Regions from separate parts of the Homo sapiens genome. Here region 2 is linked to region 1. Evidence: chromatin loops called from intact Hi-C (ENCODE). Cell type or tissue: Caco-2. All regions are shown on one strand. Each heading gives the region's core, and the rest is flanking DNA. Links, peaks and the distances in the headings are about the cores only. Region 1 overlaps HCK (HCK proto-oncogene, Src family tyrosine kinase). Region 2 overlaps XKR7 (XK related 7).

Region 1 (2,912 bases), core at 178-2,677:
CTTTTGTGTCGGGAGGGCCCCAGGGCTCAGGGTGGCATTCCTCCATCAACCCATTCAGGTTAGGGGGATCCCTAAGGAGGCCTGGGCCAGTTTGGGGGATTCTCTAGAATTCCAAGACTTCCAGAGAGCACTTTGAAATGTTCTCAGGGAAAAAGCAATGGGACTATTTCTCCAGGACCTATTCTTCCAGGAACACACATACACACACACGTGCACATGCACACACACACACACACACACACACACACACACGAACCCTAGGATACTATGAAGAGCTTTCACCTTCAACTCTCTTTCTGGGGACAACCCAGGTTCATGTCATATTCTGCTATACCTCTCATATCTTCCTCATGCCCCAGCCTGGGTAGGGAAAATTCACTTATTTACTCAACAGAAATCCACTGAGTGTCTTGTGGGTGCCAGACATGTTGCTTGAACAGGTGATGAGCCCGGCAAAGCCCCTGCAGGTGGTAAGTACCATAAAGAAAAGATAAAACAGGCCGGGCATGGTGGCTTACACTTGTAATCCCAGCACTTTGGGAGGCCGAGGTGGGCGGATCACTTGAGGCCAGGAGTTCGAGACCAGCCTGGCCAACATGGCGAAACCCCGTCTCTACTAAAAATACAAAAAGAAGATGAGCATGGTGGTGCACGCCTGTAATCCCATCTGCTCAGGAGGTTGAGGCACGAGAATTGCTTGGACCCAGGAGGCAGAGGCTGCAGTGAGCCGAGATCGTGCCACTGTCCTCCAGCCTGGGCGACAGAGCAAGACTCTGTCTCAAAAAGAAAAAAAAGATAAAACAAAGTAACAAAATATGACCTGTAGAGAGCTTTTTTGGATTGGGCGTTCAGGGAAACCTGCTTTGAGGGGGTGAGATTTTAGCAAAGATCTGAATGATGATAATAATAAGTGTGTCGCATAAGAATATTCTAGGCAGAGAGAACATGAGATGCAAAGGCGTGGAGGTAGGTAAGAGCTTGGGTGTTCATGGAACAGCACAGAGGTCAGTGTGGCCAGCAGAAGATGCCACAGAGAGAGTGGGGAGAGTTGAAGTTGAGAGGGAGGCCGCCAATCATGAACTGCCTTGTAGGTCAGGAGAGGAGGGTGGATTTTATTCTGAGCGTGTTGGGGAGATATTAGAGGCCTTCGAGCAGGAGCGTGACATGTTCTGATGTACATTTAAAGATCACCATGGCTGCTGAGTGACTAACAGACTGCGTGGAGGATTCTTATTCACACCAGGAGCCCTAGAAGCCTCTGATGAAAACACAGGGATTATATCTTGCAGACATTTTTACTTACAAGGGTTTGGACAAAAGCGGTTGAAGATGAACCCTCAGATGCCCAGAAAGCAGCACTTTTGGTTTACAAACTGGGCTTGAGCTCTTTGAGGCAGGAATGATCATAATCTCTGTTTTACAGACATGGAACCACTTGTTCCAGATCACACCACCAGGAAAATTCTGAATGTCAGGCTCAAACCAGTCTGAGGACTCCCAATCCAGTGCATCCTGCTGCCTCTAAATAACCCAGCACTCCAGTGCTCCGGCAGACTGCAGCTGGGTGCAGTCTGATGAAATTATTCTGGAAGTGAGGGCGTCTGACTAGACAGAACAATCAAAGCACCACCGGCCGGCTTCTCAAGGTCTGAGGCAAGTGGGTGGCGCACTTGCAAGGGGTGGACAGCAGGGGGCACCCGAGGCAGTTAGAATGGAGACCCATGCTTTGCTTTTTTCTTTTCTTTCTTCTTTTTTTTTTTCTTTTGAGACAGGGCCTTGCTCTGTCACGGAGTACAGTGGTGGGATCACAGCTTACTGCAACCTGTGCCTCCTGGGCTCAAGCAGTCTTCCCACCTCAGCTTCCCAAGCAGCTGGTACTATAGGTGCATGCCACTATGCCAGATTAAATTTAAAAAGAATTTTTTTTTTTTTTAATAGAGAAGAGGTCCCACTATGTGGCCCAGGCTGGGCTTAAAGGATCCTCCTGCTTCAGCTTCCCAAAGTGCTGGGATTACAGGCCTGAGCTGTCATGCCCAAGGGAGACCCAGAGACCCAAATTTTTCAGTAAAAACTTGGAAGAGACTCTGATTTTGTTTAGAATAGTGGGGGGTGGGGACGAAATGGGGATGAGGTTGCCAGGGTGGAGTGAGACAGCATCTTGGCCCTGGGAGTGTGGGAAATTTATGAGTCCTTAGATGAACAGTTAACAAAAGTTATGATGCTAATGGAAGGCATCATAGCTTATTTATAAGATGATACTTAAACACTTATGTGACATTTACCATGTGCTTTGGAGGAGGCACTTTTGTTATCAGCCCCATTTCCACAGATAAGAAAACTGAAGCCCAGAGAAATAGGTAAGTGGCCCCAGCTTACACAGCTTGCAAGTTGCGGAGCCAGGGCTGGAGCTCCAAAAGCGCTGCTTGGGGTCCACGCACTTACCTGTTACTTGGCCCAGCTTTTTTGCCTTGCTTTTCTTCTGGAGCAAGGACTAATGCTGGTAGTTACCACTGTTTGATGCTCACTGGCAGATGCTCATATGCTACTGATTTTCACAGGAGCTCGATGGGGCAGGGATGACACCCCACTTAGGAGACAGCAGAGGGTAATAGCTAAATGGCTCTGGAGCTGGACCAACTCAGCTTGAGCGCTGCAGCTCTGTGATGTCAAGCAAGTTGTGTCATCTCTCTGTACCTCACTTTTCTTCTCTGTAATAGCACCTGGTTCCAAGGGGTCATGTGAAGATGAATCCCCTAAGCCTACATCAAGGGCTTAGTAGAGTGTTTGGCACATAGTTAAGTATTTATTTAAAGAGTGGCTCCCAGTGCTCCCAGTGGGGGAAAGTGGCACTCAGAGAGGTTAAGCAACTTGCTTGAGGCTACACAGGCAGAGCTGAGATCAAAACAAAACTC
Region 2 (2,912 bases), core at 238-2,737, 120 kb after region 1:
AGTTCGAGACCAGTCTGGCCAATATGGTGAAACCCCGTTTCTACTAAAAATACAAAAATTAGCTGGGTGTGGGGGTGGGCACATGTAATCCCAGCTACTCGGGAGGCTGAGGCAGGAGAATCGCTTGAACCGGGGAGGCAGAGGTTGCAGTGAGCCGAGATCGAGCCACTGCACTCCAGCCTGGGAGACAGAGCGAGACTCTGTCTCAAAAAAAATAAAAAAAAATAAAAATACTTTTCTGATATTTTTTCTTCTGCTTCTCTAAACAATACATGATTGATTGTTTGTAAGAATACACTTAACTAGCAGAAGACAGTATAGTTTGGTGGTTCCACATGTGGGTTTGGGAGCCTGACCTCATGGCTTCAAACCCTAGCTTTGCTCCTTATGAATTGGAAGGCCACTCTTCTCTGTGCCTCAATTTCCACATCTGTAAAATGGGGCCAATAATGCTAGCAAACACTAACTGAGCACCACTATGTGCTGAGTACTGTGCAGAGCACATATATATTAATTGAATCAGCCTTCACAATGGAGACCTGGGTAGGGATTGTTATGATGCCCATTTCACAGATGAGAAAGCTGAGGTCCAGAAAGGTTAAGTGACTTGCTCAAAGCCACACAGCTCATATGTGGCAGAGCCAGGGTTTTGGGTCTACAGTTCTCTTCTTCATCCTCGCAGTCTCTACCTGGCAGGATTGTCAAGAGAAATGATCGAATCTAAGTCTTAATAAACAGTAAGTATAATAAATTTCATTTTTATACTGATTTTTAAAAAATAGACAAATCTATACATGCATTTTTTTAGCTAACTGAAAACCAGAGGCAAAATCTTCAAGCAATGCAAGAAATATCTACTTAATAAGTGGAAATCTCCCCTGACCCCACCCCTCCCGCCCCAAGAGATAATGAGCAGAGGGGAATCTCTTTATGCCTTTTCTATATTGCCTGAGGTTTCAACAAGAATGTATAGCTTTTTGATCAACAGACAAAACAGCCAAACATTTTCCACTTTAGAACAATGACTTTTGCCTGGTTGAGTGAGTGGGAGGTGGTTTCTGGGGGGCAGAGGGTAGCATGTGTGGGATTTGTTCAGAGAAAGCTTCTTAGAAGAGGTGGCATTTGAGCTCAGCCTGGAAGGACGTGCAGAATTTCACTGGGAGGAGACTGGAAACTGGTGTTGGGTGTTGCTGGAGGAAGGACTGCAGGCAATGGAGAGCAAGGGGGTGGGGAGCAGGTTGTCATGTGGGTAGAGCAGGGAGGAAAGACAAAAGATCAGGGGGCAAAGGGCCTCAAAGCCAGGCTAAAGCACAGGGACTTGCTCTAGGGACATAGGGGAGCCATCGCTCTGCCTGCAGGTGGAGGCGGGATTGGGGGTTGGGGGTGATAACCGGAGGCTGATAGGATTTCCCAGGGGAGGAATTTGGATGCCCTAACAAAGGCAGGGTGGTGAACAGAGAGGCCAGAGAAGATCCCAACCATCCTCCCTCCTCTCCCCAGGGACCTGCGCCCCAGATGCTGGGTTCAAAGCCATTTCCTGGCAGCCCTCCGCCCTCCCACTCCCCAGAGCTTCTCCTGTGTGGTCTTTATAGATCAAACAGGGGACGCTGGGCCCAACCGCCGCCGCTGTGTCTGTTAGGAGCAGCTCTAATGGTCCATGGCAGCTGGATGGGCAAGGGGAGGAGGCAGGGTGGGGGTGGAGAGCCTCCTGGAGAGGGGTCTCCCAGGAGGTGAGTGGTGAGGCCCAAACTGGAACAACCCTACAAAGGCAGAGCAGGGAGGAACCTCATGGATGGTCACTGAGTTCAGGGGACTGTAATCAAGTGTCAGCTGTAGGACAGATTATTCAAAACAAAATCTTAGACATGTCATAAAAGAGACATTCAGAGATACTTGGGTTAAAATGATGGAGACAGGGCTATAAAACACAGTTTGAAAATGATGGAATCCAACCCCTGACCTGTTTTACAAATAACAATGTCTAATTATCATTGTTGAGAACTTCCTATGTTCCAGGCACTGTGCTGAACACTAAACATTATTTAATTTTCTACTACCTCAAGCACCATGCGATAGGTGCTATTATTAGAGTGTCCATTTAGCAGATGAGAAAATCAAGGCACAGACAAGTCATGCCACTTGCCCCAAATCACAGAAAGTGGCAGGTGCAGGATATGGCTGATTCCAGAGAGTGGATGCTGAACCATTAACTCTGGCCCCAGTGGAGAGACTGAGGACCAAAGAAGGAAAGAGGTCGCATTAGCTCAGCCTGAAGCAGACCCCCATCCCTGTTGCTACAGTTTGATCCAGTCTCCATTGTCTCTCTCCTGCATCTTTGTAGCAGCCTCCTCATGCATCTCCAGGCTTACTCTGCCTCCCTCCAGTCTATTCTCTCTCTTTTTTATGCTTTTTCTCTTGAGATGGAGTCTTGCTCTGTCACCCAGGCTGGAGTGCAGTGGCTCACTCTCGGCTCACTGCAACCTCCACCTGCCAGGTTCAAGCGATTCTCCTGCCTCCGCCTCCCGAGTAGCTGGGATTACAGGTGCGCACCACCATGCCCAGCTAATTTTTGTATTTTTAGTAGAGACCGGCTTTCACCATGTTGGCCAGGATGGTCTCGATCTCTTGACCTCGTGATCCGCCTGCCTCGGCCTCCCAAAGTGCTGGGATTACAAGCGTGAGCCACTGTGCCCGGCCCCTCCAGTCTATTCCCCACCCAGCAGCCAGAGTGGACATTGCAAAACACAAGTCAAGATCATGTTCCTTCTCTGGCCAAATTATCCTGGGCTCCCCGTGTCATGAAGAGTAAAAGCCCTAGTCCTTGCCATGGCCTCTGAGGCCCTGCATGACCTCGCCCCTGCCAATCTGTCCACCAGCATCTCCAAACATGCTCCCCTCACTCTATTTCTGCC

The links. Hi-C counts contacts between places; a loop is a spot of excess contacts. Peaks named below come from ENCODE experiments on the same cell type or tissue, not always from the same donor. Only the 100,000 strongest peaks of a DNase experiment are listed, where the experiment ranks them.
Region 2: it touches region 1 in a loop (3-fold over the local background); 3 of 110 quality-filtered maps call a loop at or near these places.

Annotation. Positions count from the first base shown.
Region 1 is chr20:32,090,831-32,093,742 of GRCh38, reverse strand. All of the region lies in intron 10 of HCK (HCK proto-oncogene, Src family tyrosine kinase), which reads right to left. Among named protein-coding and RNA genes, the nearest start is that of TM9SF4, 17 kb to the left of the region's middle. RefSeq lists an enhancer at 1,925-2,720. In Caco-2, for the core only: a CTCF peak has its summit at 1,679 (motif pointing right); a DNase peak (open chromatin) is centred at 1,662; H3K27me3 peaks cover 352 bases.
Region 2 is chr20:31,973,698-31,976,609 of GRCh38, reverse strand. All of the region lies in intron 1 of XKR7 (XK related 7), which reads right to left. Among named protein-coding and RNA genes, the nearest start is that of XKR7, 7.0 kb to the right of the region's middle. RefSeq lists an enhancer at 1-370. In Caco-2, for the core only: no CTCF peak of the experiment used is centred there; a DNase peak (open chromatin) is centred at 1,265.